3 separate regions of the Homo sapiens genome follow, and all the other regions are linked to region 1. A link is a contact called in ENCODE Hi-C or POLR2A ChIA-PET data. All regions are on one chromosome and are shown on one strand. The core of a region is the stretch at or near the end of the contact, and the rest is flanking DNA. Distances in the headings are between cores, read along the strand shown. Region 1 overlaps RXRA (retinoid X receptor alpha). Region 2 overlaps LOC124902298 (a long non-coding RNA gene). Region 3 holds the start of WDR5 (WD repeat domain 5).

Evidence for each region. A loop is a pair of places that touch in the nucleus more often than their neighbours do. ChIA-PET counts read pairs that join two places held with the same protein, here RNA polymerase II (POLR2A). Pooled maps may share reads with other maps.
Region 2: a map with no recorded cell type shows a loop between it and region 1 (8-fold over the local background). The contact joins two enhancer-like sites. A Hi-C loop is called at or near these places in 1 of 37 single-sample maps with no recorded cell type and 3 of 50 pooled maps. POLR2A ChIA-PET finds 5 or more read pairs at or near these places in 3 of 52 experiments (CD4-positive, alpha-beta memory T cell, naive thymus-derived CD4-positive, alpha-beta T cell and naive thymus-derived CD8-positive, alpha-beta T cell).
Region 3: a loop to region 1 is called in a pooled map, with 14 times the contacts of the local background. The contact joins the promoter of WDR5 here to the enhancer-like site in region 1. A Hi-C loop is called at or near these places in 1 of 37 single-sample maps with no recorded cell type and 8 of 50 pooled maps. POLR2A ChIA-PET finds 5 or more read pairs at or near these places in 2 of 52 experiments (CD4-positive, alpha-beta memory T cell and H1).

The regions. Positions count from the first base shown.
Region 1 is chr9:134,388,919-134,393,428 of GRCh38, forward strand. The region is part of intron 1 of RXRA (retinoid X receptor alpha); the gene reads left to right. Among named protein-coding and RNA genes, the nearest start is that of MIR4669, 12 kb to the left of the region's middle. RefSeq lists enhancers at 1,345-1,394, 1,755-1,844, 2,225-2,324, 2,375-2,864, 2,905-3,114 and a silencer at 4,065-4,359. Within about 2 kb of position 1,778, at least 7 of the 41 ENCODE cell types and tissues checked have a DNase peak (open chromatin) inside an H3K27ac peak, as active enhancers do.
Region 2 is chr9:134,204,026-134,208,665 of GRCh38, forward strand. It overlaps LOC124902298 (a long non-coding RNA gene), which reads left to right. Exons shown (of 3, transcript XR_007061835.1): 2 at 991-1,166; 3 at 2,326-2,663. LOC107987137 (a long non-coding RNA gene) reads right to left here. Exons shown (of 3, transcript XR_001746962.2): 3 at 4,345-4,640. Among named protein-coding and RNA genes, the nearest start is that of RNU6ATAC, 42 kb to the left of the region's middle. RefSeq lists enhancers at 1-199, 200-699. Within about 2 kb of position 1,251, at least 4 of the 41 ENCODE cell types and tissues checked have a DNase peak (open chromatin) inside an H3K27ac peak, as active enhancers do.
Region 3 is chr9:134,132,698-134,137,364 of GRCh38, forward strand. It overlaps WDR5 (WD repeat domain 5), which reads left to right and starts at 3,385. Exons shown (of 14, transcript NM_017588.3): 1 at 3,385-3,503. It overlaps WDR5-DT (WDR5 divergent transcript), which reads right to left and starts at 3,285. Exons shown (of 2, transcript NR_186420.1): 1 at 2,489-3,285. RefSeq lists enhancers at 1-185, 2,426-2,535, 3,442-4,366 and silencers at 2,726-2,895, 3,336-3,515.

The DNA of each region.
Region 1 (4,510 bases), core at 528-3,027:
TGGGTCAGAAGCCCTGGAAGACACATTTCTGGCTCCTCTCCTTCGTGCTGGATGCCCCAGAGGGCTGAGACCCGGTGACCTGCCTCCTCCAGGGTGGCCTCAGGCCTGTGTCCACTCACCTCCCTGCCAAGCTCTGGTCCTCCAAGGAGGGGTTTGGTCTCCTGGGTCCTCCTCGGAGAGTCACATCCGCCACCTGGCCGGTCCTGTCGTGGACGCCCTCAGCTCGCTCCCGTCCCCTGCCCCTCTGGATGGCACAGACTGCACGTTGTTGCCATTTCACGGAACCCGTTTTCCCGGATTTGTCAGGAGGGGAGAGAATGGTGGAAATGCAGTTTTGCTGGGTTCCCTGCACACGTGGGCGCTGGCTTTGGTCACCCCCGGGGGGTTGCTCGTGGGATCCAGAGAAGTGGACGTTGGTGAGGCCAAGCAGGCTGGGAAGGGTGCTGGACAGGGACAGCAGAGGCCTGGCCCCAGGGGGTTAGGGGGCCAGGGCTTGGGCGCCTCTGTCCCGGGCTGGGGGCTTTGGACTTTGGGGGTATAATGGGGAGCCCTGGGACAGCAGAGGGCTAGCCCCAGAGGGCTAGCGGGGCCAGGGCTTGGGCATCTCTATCCTAGGCCTGGGGCTTTGGATTTTGGGGGTGTAATAGGGAGCCCTGGGAAGTTCTGATGGTGACAGAGTGGACATTCTGCCAAGTGACCAGTGGAGGGGACAGTGGTGGAGAGGGTGTGCTGAGCTGGCCTTAGCCTGGCCTGGGCAAGGTCTGGACTTGGCCATGTCTGGCTCTGCCTGTACAGAGGGGGCTGGCAGACGTTCCTGCGGGAGGCACTCTGTGGATGGGGTCACCCAGAGTCTGGACAGAGACTCCATAGCTGCAGCTGGCCTCTCCATCCCTCCCCTTCCTTCCGAGGCCCCTGGGGGCTGCCGGCTAGGCTGGGAGTTACCGTGCGTGCTAGCTGCAGCCCCGTCTCAGGTTCTTGGGGCTGGGCACCGAGGAGCAGAGAAGCTGCCTGCCACCTGTTCACCCTCGCATCTGCAGGCCAGCGGCTCGTCCCCTCCTGCTGCCACAGTACCCTGATATGTGCCGATTGGTGGGATTGGGAGGGGACACAGCGAGGCCTTGGGTCAGAGCCTTGATGAGGATGGGGGTGGCCGTCCTGGGGGCAGCAGGCCGGAGCCTGCGCTTGCCTGCATTCCCCGGCAGGATTTTTCTCTCGGCCTCCTGGGTCGGCATCTCCTTGGTGCAGGGTGGAGTCCGCTCCCCAATCCCTGGGCTTAAGGGAAGGGGAGGGGGAGTCTGACACACAGTGGGTAGGGGCCCGGGTGCCCCTAGAAGTGGCCAAGTTCAGACCTAGCCCAGGCCAGGCTAAAGCCAGCTCAGCACACCCTCCTCTCCATTGCCGTCCCTTCCACGGGTCACTTGGCGGGAGGTCCACTCTGTCGCTGCCAGAAGTTCCCAGGGCTCCCCATTACACTCCCAAAGTCCAAAGCCCCCAGTCTGGGACAGTGGGTGGGGGGCCAGGCCCTACACAGCAGGCACGGCAGCCAGGAGGGAGGTTTCTGAGGCTCAGCCTGTGGGGCCTGTGGCGCCTGTGGCCACGGGGTGGTTTGTCTCGCTCAGAGTGGTGATGAGCCTGACCCGGGCCCTCAGCAAGTTTCTGCGGGGCAGGAGGGACGTGCTGAGGCTGAGCTCGGAAGAGGCAACTCTGGGTGCAGTTGAGCCTCTGGGCTGGTGTCGTTGAGCTCCGCCGCAGCCCTGGGAGTGGCAGAGGCAGGGAGGGCGCCCATGTTGGGGTTGTGATGGGGGAAGTCCTGCTCAGCGGGCTGACGTCCCGTTCTTGGTCTGTCTCATGGGTGAGGCCCTGTCCCCCGTCTGCAGATGCCCCGCCAGTCAGGCCCCTGCACATGACAGGCATCCGGCTCAGGTGCGTGGGTGGTAAGCCTCTTCTGTGGGAAGGATGCTGCGTGCTAGGGTGGGCCTGGGCTTATGGCACGGGTGTGGAGGGGATTCTTGGAAAGCCGGCACCAGCTGGAGAGGGTCCCCACTGCCAGCCTTGGGTGCTGAGCAGGTGCTCTGTCCTTCAGGGGTTCCCTGCCTGGACTCTGTCCACCGCGTGGCCCCGGTGGCCATGCCCTGCCTATTCTAAGCACCGGTGCCCCCATCTGCAAATGGTGCTGCTCAGCGGGCCGTGGGAAGACTGGGGATGTCCCCCAGAGAGGCCGGCCCCATGCCAGGCCCCAGGACATGCCTGGGGGAGCATCCTCTGCCCTGATCATTTCAGAGTCCCCGACTGAACCATCGTGTTGGCCTCTGGCATGGAGCTGGCCACGCTCCACCACAGGTGGGACCTGAGGAACTGCAGGGGTGTTCCTGAGCCAGGTGGCCGTGCACATGAAGGTGGAGACGAGAGCCGCCCTGAGGGTGGAAAGCCTGGCCGTTCCACGACAGAGCTGCTGGCAGCGGTGGCAGGGCCTCTGAGCCACCGAGAGCAACATGGCTCAAAATGAAACAAGAATCATTTCTTTTCCTGTTGAAGGGAAACTACCCCCAGGAGCCCACAGGCTGGGGGCCCCCTCGCCACACAGGCGGGCTGTGGGGCAGGCGGGGTTTCTCCAGGAATTCCCCTGCTTCCCACTCACCCTCCTCGAAGGTCTGGCCCTGTGGTGGTGCTAGACACAGTTCAGGGGTACGGCCTGGAAGGGAGGCTGCGCTGCCCAGGAGCCCCTGCCTGGCCCTGGAGAGGTGAGCATTCTGCCAAGTCCCCGAGCTGGTACCCGTCCTCCAAGGTGGGCGTCATTGCTGGAACTCTCAGGGCTCATGGGTGTCTGCTGTGTCTGGCCACCCTGGTGGTCGAGGGGTGGCCAAGGGGTGGACCGAGGCTTCAGAAAGCCAGGCCTCCAGGCGTTGACCCGGCAGCTCTTGTTCCGGGCTTGGAAACATCTCGCCTCCTTGAGCCCTGGTTCCTCCCCTGCAGGACGGGGGCAGGAGGAGCGGCTCCCCCTTGTCACCACACTTCTGTGAGCTCATGTAATGAAATGTTGGCCTGGCGTGCACCTGCAGTTAGGTGTTTGAGCTGTGGTAGCTGCGGCCTACGGCAGCTCTTCTACCACATGATGGAGTCTGTGTGTTTGCAGGGGGCCGTGACAGTCACCTGGCTTGGTGCAGTGTGCAGGGCAAGCCCCGGTGTCAGAGCCTCCATTTTGCAGAGGGGGAGGGTGGGAAGGACGTCACATGCAGGCGATTGGGGCTCCCAGCTTCCTGGTGGCCCCACGCCTTTGGTCACGCCCTTTCCGTGACTCCGCTTCTTTCCACGGGGACTCTGCCAGGACTGGGGCTTGACTCCCGCCCTCCCACCCTCCTAGCCTCTGCCCCAGGCAGCAGATGGGTGGTCTGCTCACGATGCCCCGGGGGGAATGGCCGTACAGGGGCACAGGTCAGCTTACCGAGTGTCTCCGGCCTTGTGGCTGGAAAGCAGCTCTCAGGACTCTCCGGGGCCCCTTGGCATCTTTCTAGGTGGGTGGCCCTGAGCCCACCTCCTCCCTGTACCCCCATGGCAGGAGCTCCTTTTTGGGAACCAGTGGAGCGAGCGTGGCTGGACAGGCCTGGCCCCAGAGCTGCGCGATTTCCATCACGGCTCTCCTCTGGCTTCCTCCTTGGCGCTGGCTGGGCCAAGCCCTCCTGACTTCTGGGTCCCTGGGATGGGTGGGTGACTCCGTCCATGAGGCTACCTGAATTCTCGCTTACCCTAGCCATCTTTAGGCTGGGGGATGTGGGTGCTTCCTGGTAAAATCAGATGCCCTGTAGCTCTCCTAAAAGGGCCAGCCTCAGATTTGCGGTCCCTGGTCCTGGCCCCTGGGTTCAGGACTTCATTTTGGCCGTGCGGGTTGCACCTTGGGGATGGGCGTCCCTTGAGGTTTGTGCCAGTCGTGGGAGTGGAGGAGTAGCGGCTGCGTTGGGAACCCGTCCCTGGGCAGGCACTCTGGGATGGGGCTCCGAGTCCCACAGTCACTGGCCGGTCATTGCCAGCCCCTCAGCCCTCTAGGGACAGACCCTGCCTGCTCGTCCCTGTTAGGGGCCAGTTCTGCAGGTGGTTACTTGGCTTCTTCTTAAAAAAAAAAAACCCATCCTGCCCTGGGAAACCCGGGAATCATGGGGAAGCGGGAAATGACAGTAGGGAATTGACATTTCCTGAGCCAGCGTCTGGGGCATCGGACCAAGTGCAGGGCGAGCTGGGCAGGGAGGGGTGCAGCCGGCTCTGCCGTCAGCCTAAAGCCATGAGCGACCTGGGCGCTCTTCTCCCTGTAGCACTGGGGCACACACAGGGTGGTGAAGGGGGCATGACACAACCAGGAGGCTGGGTCACAGAGGACCAGGGGTCTGTCAAGAGTTTGGCCTGCACCTCCCAGCTGCCTGGCCCAGGTGTGCCCCTCCTGTCCACATCTGCCTCTAAGCTGTGAAGAATTTGGGAGTGGATGCTGCTCTGGGGCTGTTTCCTCTTCTGAACCATGGTG
Region 2 (4,640 bases), core at 1-2,500, 190 kb before region 1:
AGGCAGAAGGCATCTTGGTGAGGCTTCTCATTTTGAGGTTGTGGCATCAGCCCTTCCCTGCTAACCCCACCACCTGCCTCCTCCATAGACTGCAGTGTCCCTAAACTATAACTTCAGCACCAAGGCTGCTGGGCTGTTTTCTTGCCCTCTTTCCCAAGCCTGTGTCCTGGCCCGCACTGGACTCCAGTCCCTGTTGCCCTTTGGGAGTGCTGAGTCCAGATCCTGCCACTCCCAACCTGGAGCCCTGTGGGCTGTGGTGCTCACCCTGCTCCTTCTGTTTCTGATTTGTGAGAGGCTTGTCTTGTTTTCAGCCCAGGCATATGTTCTGGGCCCCCTTGTTTATATTGCACTGATGGCTGCCTTGTGGTGGGGCAGTGGGTGTGAGCAGCTGTGCACCTGCAAGTGTTTTGATCAAAAATCCCTTTGTTTTGAAATGCAATTTGTTCTCTTTGTTGGTCTCAGACTCTCCAATCCAGAGTAGAGAGGTGGCCTTACCTTGACAAGCAAAGGCGCTTAAGAGGGTTTTCTGAGTAACAAAGCATCTTGCTTGCCCTGTAATGAATTCTGCCCCTGCCACCCTGGAATGCAGACATGGCTGTGGGTTTTTAAGCCACGTTTTTCTTTCCTTCTCCTAGATTTCTGTACTTACGCATTTCCACACATGTGACATTTCAAGATGGTGGTGCAGTGGAGTGGCCTCTCTTAGTCACAGGGCTTTTTGCTGGCCCTTCCCTGACTGCTAGTGTCCTCCTCAGCCCTCCTTCCCTGCAGCCTCCTTCCCTGCAACCTCCTTCCCTGCGACCTCCCTCACCCTTCCAGTTTCAGCTTAAATACGGCTCCCTCAGAGAAACCCCGAGCAGCCGGACCCTCTTTATACTCCTCTGCACTCTGTCTTTGCCTTCTAGGAGTTCGATGCCCATGTGGGCACCCTGGCCCATCATCCCAGATGGGCTGAATGAAGGACTTGACGTTTCTTTCCCACCTCCCCAGGCCTGCTTCCGTCCCAACACTGCTCCTGTCACAGAGAAAGGACCAGAATAAGACTGACTCTATCCCCTGTCCCCATCGCTGGGCATCTGATCTTCTCCGCGCCCAGTCCAAGGATCGTCTGCATGCCTTCCCTTCTCCCTCTCCCTCTCTGAAGGGAGCGAAGCAGCTCAAATTCGGTATGTGCCCTGTCTCTTTGAGAGGTCCAGTGTGACTTCCTGTTTGAAGATCTTCTAAGTTTATGGAATTTTAGAAACGCTCTGCTAATAAGGCAGAAGTGACCTTTGACCTCCCCTCCCCGCTTCCATCCTGTAACAGGAAGCCAGTGATTCCTTTCTGCCCCACCTACCAGAGGGGCAAGAAAACATCCCTGGGAGGAAGGCCGCTGCCTTTTGCTCTTCATCTTCTATCTGGAAAGTTCCGTGCCCTCTTCCCTGGGGGGATGAGTAAGACGGCACACAGGGCTTGGGAATTTTTAATAAGGGCCAGAGCTCTGCAGGGATGCTTGATGGGGGTGCTCGTTTTCGAGGTGGGGAGGCTGGAGGAGAGGCAGATGCTTCCAGGAGTAACTGTCTGGTTACCAGACTGCAAGACCCACGAAGCCCAATTCTCCACCCAGGGAGGGGCGGTGGGGAAGAGGCCATCAATTTAAGACTTTTATTTACCTTGAACTACTCAGCCAAGCAGACACATTATTTAGGAACTAGAATAAAAAGCCATTCACTTTACTTCAATTGACCATTTAGTTCAATTTGTGTGTTACTGCAGGTAATTACTCCAGTAATAACACGCGGTAATCGGCGCTGATTGGGAGCCGGCCCCGGCTCTGTATTAATACCGCGTGCCATATATACTAATTATCCGTGTGTTACCATGGTTATTTGCATGGACGCCGTGTTAACGACACCCTGGAAACACAAAGCAATAGCGAGTTTTGAATTAAATCTTTGTGTTCTCTTAGAGCTAAAAGTGCATTTCACATAAAATAATCATGAATAAAATGAGATCATCTTGGCGGAGTTGCCAGGAAGCTGATTAACTGAACTGCGTAAATGTGACTTTATCCCACTCAAGAATTAGAGCCTCCCAAACGTTGTCGGGGTTGCTAGGCAACCCCCCGAGATGACATCACTCACACAAGCCACGCTGCGGCGATGTCATCTCTACATATTTATAGCGCCTCTGCAGAGAGGGTGTGCATTATGGAAATGACATGATTTTTCTCCCGGTTGATGGGTATGAATGGCCGTCAGACCTCTGAGGGCTGTGGAGAAAGAGAATTTGGGAATACCTGTGTGACACTTTCCTGGGGTGTGACAGATGCTTTATTTCCACCAGGTTACCCTAATGGGTCCAAATGAAAAGGCGTGTGTCACAGCTGATGAGTCGTCTGAGAGCTTGGTCAGTGGAGGCCGCCATCTTCCTGCCTGTGCACAGCAGCTGCACATGTGCCCAGGTCTCCCAGGAGACCTGGGACGCTCCCCCAGCTGGGGAGAGCCCCCACCCCTGCACTACGATGGGCCCCGGCTCCCTGCTCTGGCCCTGAACTCATACCAGGGGAAAACCCAAAGCAGGGACACAGCTGGCTTGAGTGATGCTGAGCACCCCGTCATGGGAGACATTCGAGAAGAAGCTGGATGACTAGAGCAGAGAGGAAGGGGAGGGTGGGAGGTCGAAGGTTAGGGCTCTGCATTCGTGTCTCAGTGCCCACCCTGAGCCAGGCTGGACACACAGCTGAGGCCTCTGAAGAGTTTGGGACCATGAGGAGTGAGGCTTACCAGGGGCATGTGGAGAAGGCCTACGCAGTGCCTGAGGATGAGGCAGTGCTTCCTACAGGGGCTTGAGAAAGGGCATGGCTGGAGCTCAGGCCTCCTGAGCCGGAGAGGGACTCGGGATTTGCTGGGGAGCTGCAGCTCGGTCTTCCCTGAACCCCAGCCTCCTCTGGCTGCAGCATGAAGAGGGATTAGGGGTAGGGATAAGAATCAAAAGGCAGCCGGGGGGAAATCTAAGTTTGGGGTCAGGATGGCTTCAGAGCAGCTCTCATCCGCCCTGTCAACTTCCCTGTGTGCGGGCTCATTCCTGGCCACCCCCAGCCAAGCTGGCCCGCCAACCCCACAACACCCCACAGCTATTTCTCTTTATAGACTCCTCTTCCTCAGTCCCTGTAGAAACGAATCTGGCATAAAAGAAGTCTCGCCAAGGTCTCCAGCAACCTCTGTGTTGCCAAACCTACTCTATTCTCCAGCAGCCCTGTACTGCTTTCTTCTGGTGCCTTCTGGGGGCCCCCACCCCATCAGTCCTCCCCACGTGTCCTCCCCACCTGTCCTCTCCACCCGTCTCCCCCTCCGTCCTCCCCACCTGTCCTCCTCACCTGTCCTCCCTACTGGTCCTCCCCCCATCCTCCCCACCTGTCCTCCCCACCTGTCCTCCCCATCGGTCCTCCGTACCAGTCCTCCCCCATCCTCTCCAGCTGTCCTCCCCACGTGTCCTCCCCACCTGTCCTCTCCACCCGTCTCCCCCTCCGTCCTCCCCACCTGTCCTCCTCACCTGTCCTCCCTACTGGTCCTCCCCCCATCCTCCCCACCTGTCCTCCCCACCTGTCCTCCCCACCGGTCCTCCGTACCAGTCCTCCCCCATCCTCTCCAGCTGTCCTCCCCACGTGTCCTCCCCACCTGTCCTCTCCACCCGTCTCCCCCTCCGTCCTCCCCACCTGTCCTCCTCACCTGTCCTCCCTACTGGTCCTCCCCCCATCCTCTCCACCTGTCCTCCCCACCTGTCCTCCCCACCTGTCCTCCCCACCGGTCCTCCGTACCGGTCCTCCCCCCATCCTCTCCAGCTGTCCTCCCCACCTGTCCTCTCCACCTGTCCTCCCCACCTGTCCTCCCTACCTACCTGTCTTCTCCACCGATCCTCCCCACCATCCTCCCCACCTGTCCTCCCCACTGGTCCTCCCTACCGGTCCTCCCACTACATAATGGGCCACACCTTCTCAGTGTCTCTCCATGGCTCTTTTGCCTTTTCCTCACCCAGGAGGGCCTGGGTTAAGCCCCATCTACACCCCTCCCCAGGATCCTCCCAGTCCAGTGCCTTTATTTTATTTATTTATATTTTTTATTTTTATTTTTTTGAGACAAAGTCTCACTCTGTTGCCCAGACTGGAGTGCAATGTCGCAATCTCAGCTCACTGCAACCTCCGCCTCGCAGGTTCAAGTGATTCTCCTGCCTCAGCCTCCCAAGAAGCTGGGATTACAGATGTGTGCCACCACGCCTGGCTAATTTTTGTATTTTTAGTAGAGATGAGGTTTCACCATGTTGGCCAGGCTGGTCTCAAACTCCTGACCTCAGGTGAACCGCCCGCCTTGGCCTCCTGAAGTGCTGGGATTACAGGCGTGAGCCACTGTGCCCGGCCGACAGTCCAGTCCCTTTAAATGCCATTCCTATGGTGATAGCCCCACATGCGTCTACCCAGCTCTGACCTCTCTGATCTCCATCCTGCGATCCTCTGACCTCCACCCTGCGATCCAGATGTTTGTCCGCCCACTCAGCACCTCAGCGTCTCAACAGCTTACAGGCTGAATCGGACAATTGCCAACAGCTCACAGCAGCACGTCCATGCCGGAAACCTGACCTCCCCCGTCTTCCCATTCCTTAAA
Region 3 (4,667 bases), core at 2,135-4,634, 250 kb before region 1:
CTCTCTGAGCCTTGGTTTCCTCATTGTAAAAAGGAGATAATAAAGGCATCACGTCACAGGCTTGTTGGGAGGGTGCAAGGAGGTACTAAATGTGACAAACTGAATACAGTGTTGGGTGCACAAGTGCTCCTCAGTGCTACATGTCACCCCCAACCTCCTGGGCCAAGTGCCCAGAGTGCTGTGATGAGGGTCAGACTCAACTCAGCCAGACCCAGGGGACACTGACCCAGGAATTACAATGGAAGATGTTTTCACTGTGGAGGAGCTGGGGGCCGGAAGACTTGCCACGTTTAGGGAGGCCCAAGTGGACACTGGCTGGTTGGGGGTGCCCTGGGGAGGAGAGACTGGTGGAGGGACCTGGGCCAGCGGGGAGGGTGGCCAGCAGGCCTGGACTGTTGGGCTGATCAGAGATCCTTGAGTGCAGGTGGGGAGAAACCTTCTAGAAATGTTTGTTTGTTTGTTTATTTATTTATTTATGAGACAGAGTCTCGCTCTGTTGCCAGGCTGGAGTGCAGTGGTGCAATCTCAGCTCACTGCAACCTCCACCTCCTGGGTTCAAGTGATTCTCCTGCCTCAGCCTCCCGAGTAGCTGGGACTACAGGCACCCATCACCATGCCTGGCTAATTGGTATTTTCAGTAGAGATGGGGTTTCGCTATGTTGACCAGGATGGTTTTGATCTCTTGTTCTTGTGATCTGCCCACCTTGGCTTCTCAAAGTGCTGGGATTACAGGCGTGAGCCACTGTGCCTGGCCAAAATGTTGTATTTATAAAAATTGTTTAGAGAAGGCTGGGCGTGATGGCTCACGCCTGTAATCCCAGCACTTTGGAGGCCAAGGCGGGTGGATCACCTGAGGTTAGGAGTTTGAGACCAGCCTGACCAACATGGTGAAACCCCATCTCTACTGAAAATACAAAATTAGCTGGGCGTGGTGGCGCATGCCTGTAATCCCAGCTACTCGGGAGGCTGAGGCAGGAGACTTGCTTGAACTCGGGAGGCCAAGGTTGTGGTGATCACCCCATTGCACTCCAGCCTGGGCAACAAGAGCAAACTCCGTCTCAAAAAAAAAAAAAAAAAAAAAAAAGAGAAAATCCTCTAACCCCATTCAGCAATTTTTGCAATCCACCCCTGCCTGCAGTCATAGCTAAAATTCTGAAACCATATAACGCCAGCAAGGAAGAGAATTTAACAAAGGCAAGTAATTTGCTTTACTAAGTTTTAAATCCTCTTATATCCTACCAAACAGTTGTCAGCCTCAGGAAAAAATATGGCAGGTGAAAATAGAAGAGAAAATAAGAATCACAGAAGAGGAACAAACACGATGGAGATTTTCAGAACATTAACTAGGCTTTGGCCACCAGCAGTGACTTAGTAAATGGAACTGTTTCTCTGAACATCTTTTTTATTTTTTTGAGACGGAGTTTTGCTCTTGTTGCCCAGGCTGGAGTGCAATGGTGCGATCTCGGCTCACTGCAACCTCTTTCCTGGGTTCCAGCGATTCTCCTTGCCTCAGCCTCAGCCTCAGGTGATCCCGACCTCAGGTGATCCACTCGCCTCAGCCTCCCAAAGTGCTGGGATTACAGGCGTGAGCCGCCGCGCCCGGCCGGATTTTCTCATTTTTACTAGAAGGTTCTATCTCCTGGGGGTGGGGTGAGGTGGTGAGACCAATTCACCTGGAAGTGGAAGCTGGGAACTTGGTTTGAGTTCTGAGGGTTCTGGGGTCTCGCCCCTTATCTTGCTTTGCCTGGAGGGCTGAAGGGCTGGAAATATTTTTGTTTTGGGGCTGGAACCAGGACTGCAGTTTGGGAGCCGGTGCTAGGTTGGAAGAGGAGGCGGGGTCTGGTAAGCACTTTAGCCGAATTGAGCAGTGGGAATTAGGGAATTGAGGGCAGTGGGAAGCTGGTTCTGAGTTTTAAACTGGGGAGTGACAGATCAGAGCTGGATTTTTAGGAGTTTCTCTGTTTGGAGGTTTAGAAAAGACCCAGGTGGGAGGTAGGGCTGGGGTGGGGAGGGAGAGAAGTGGACGATCTGAGAGCTGAGGTGGGGTGGAAGGAGAGCAGCGTGTCACGGGCTCGGGATTCCGGCCCAGGCGGCCAGGTGGACGGAGATAAAGATGCGCTTCTTCATCCGAACTGGGTTTGCTAACCTGTGACTGTCACCACTCCATGCTCCAGGGCACCTGGCCCAAGGGATCCGGCCTCTTGGGCACACAAATCCATATGGAGCCCTGAAGGACCAGACAGGGACCTTGCCTTCTCTGTGTCCTTCCTGGGAAGGGGACTCCAGACCAACTGCCAGTCTTCCGGTTCCACCTCTCTGACAACCGCTCACCTCACCCTCCTTGGCATTTTTATTTCAAATGCTCTATCCCTTTGTTTGCATGGGTTCCTGTGTCATATTCTGTGTTCCCATTTTTAATTGGAGAATAAGGGACTGTATGTTATTCTACCCACAGGCCTAGCTGAGGGGATAGGGAGGCCATGCCTACCTCCAAGGCTCTAAGAAGTGAAGCAGGCGGCGAGAATGTGCAGTCGTTGAGGCCAGAGGACCGGGCCTCAGCTTCTCCTTAAGCCCCTGAGTCCTCCTCTGGGGACCACCCCCTTGTACCTGGAGGTGAAAATGCCCGCCCAGGAGGGAAGGGCTGGCCCCGGGAGAGCCCGCTGCGAAGTGAGTTTGCGCACTGCGGAGCGGGCGCGGGTGACTCCAGAGCGGCCCTGCCAGTCCGCGGGGCTGGCGGGGAGCAGGTTCGTGCACCGCGGGCTCTGTGCATGCAGAGGCGGGAAGAGCCCCCAGCCCGGCAGCCGGCCCCGCGGGAAGGCGCAGCCCGGGCTTCCGAACCCTGTGAACGCGCAGGTTCCTGGTCTTCCAGATGGGCAGGAATCGTCCTGCCCGCCCGGGGTGGGAGGCCACATGGGGGCACTGCGCCCGGGCGCGGCCCCAGGTGCTTTCCAAATGCCCACTGCCGCTCTCATCCGTACCAGCGATGATCAAGAAGGGGCCTGGTCGCCCGGGGAGGTGCCCCGGCCCGAATCGACTCCGGAGACAACGCCGGGCGACGCCACCTGCGCAGGTCCCGGAGGGCCGCTGGTGTCTGTGTACAGGGCGTGCTGTCTGTGGAAACGCGAGGGCACACTAGCACTTTCCTGTATGTATTATTATACTTCAGTTTTTAGGAAGTGCATTAGAAGGGCCTGCACCAGTCAAATTCGGGGATTAAAGCTTTTAAGCGGGAAGCGCGCGCCCCGTGCTGTCCCTTTAAAGCGTTGGGCCGGCCCGAGGCATTCTGGCCGCTGTCGCTGCCCGTAGCGCTCCTCCGAGAGGCCGGCTTTGTGAGCTCGCCCCGCCCCCCGGACACCGCCCCCTCCCCTCGCGCACGCGCACTGCGCCCCCGCCGCCTGGCGCCCGCCCGAGCTGCCGCCTTGTCGAGCTGAGTCCGCGCTCCCGCCCAGGCGGCGGCCGACGCGACGCCCCGAGCGCCCGGCCCCGCCGCCGCGGCCCGGCAGGTAAGCGGGCAGCCGCCCGGCCCGGGGAACACAAGGCGGGCAGCGGGGCGGCGCCAGAAGCTTCCAAACCGCACCCGGCCGCCGCACGTGTTCCCCGCCGGGCCTCGGGCCAGGCCCAGCCCCGGGCGCTGCTCCCGCTGCAGCGGCCCCGCCCGGGACCCCCGCCCCGGCCCCTCGGTGGACGGCCGCGCGCGCAGTTCCCTCCACCCGGTCCGCCCCCACTCGCGCCCCCACCTCCGCCTCCCCGGCGGACCGCTGACAAGGCCAGAGCGCCGGCACTGGGTCCTCTTTCCCGCAGGCAGCGTGCCCGGCCTCACATCGCCCCTCTCCCTCCACTGCCCCTTCAGGGAAGGACCCCAGACCCACCAAGCCACTCAGTCCCTGGACGAGGTGCGCTTCCCCTCCTCGTAGAAACGCCCCCAGCCCGCTCCCGCCGCTCACCCCAACCCGAGGCAGCCAGGCTGCAGCTCGCTAGGTGGGGTCCTGGGGTGCGGGTCCTCGGTCCTGAACGGTAGGCCCACCGTGCCTCCTCGCGCGGGGCCGCAGACCTGTCCTGGCCGGTCTGCGAGAGCCATTTTGAGCGGTTACGTTCCCGGACCAAACAGAGGTCGGCCTGTTACATCGCTAACGACACTCCCTGCTGTCTCGCTTGCAAGTTTCCACTCACCCCGGTCCGTTTACCCATCTCCTCAAATGCTAGTTTAATCTGTGACCTGGGCAGGTGCTGTCCTAGCCGGTGGGGAAGACAGGAAAGCGAAGGACCCAGGCGGGGAGCCTGTCCAGGATCTCAGATAGGGAGAGCCAGGTCCCCACCTCTGTTGGGCCGGCCACCCGGCTGGTGTTTAAGATGCAGATTAATTCCTGTCTTTGCACACAGTATGCTTTTCTGACTGCATGTCACAGGCAGATTCCTGGGCTCCACCTCAGGGACTGAGGGACTCAGGAATCGGCCTGTGGCATGCAGTCCAGGAGGGCACACTGAGGTTTGGTTGCTCGGCTTCAGGTGGTCAGGCTTACCTGGATGAAAAGCAGTGGCTGCTAGGAGGAGCCAGGCAGCATCTGGTCTAGGGGCCGCCAATTCATCACCGTTCCCGTAACCTTGGCCCCCGCTTTCCTCAAGATCAAGTCTCCAACCTTCCTGTTCTCTCAAAAGGATTGTTCCAC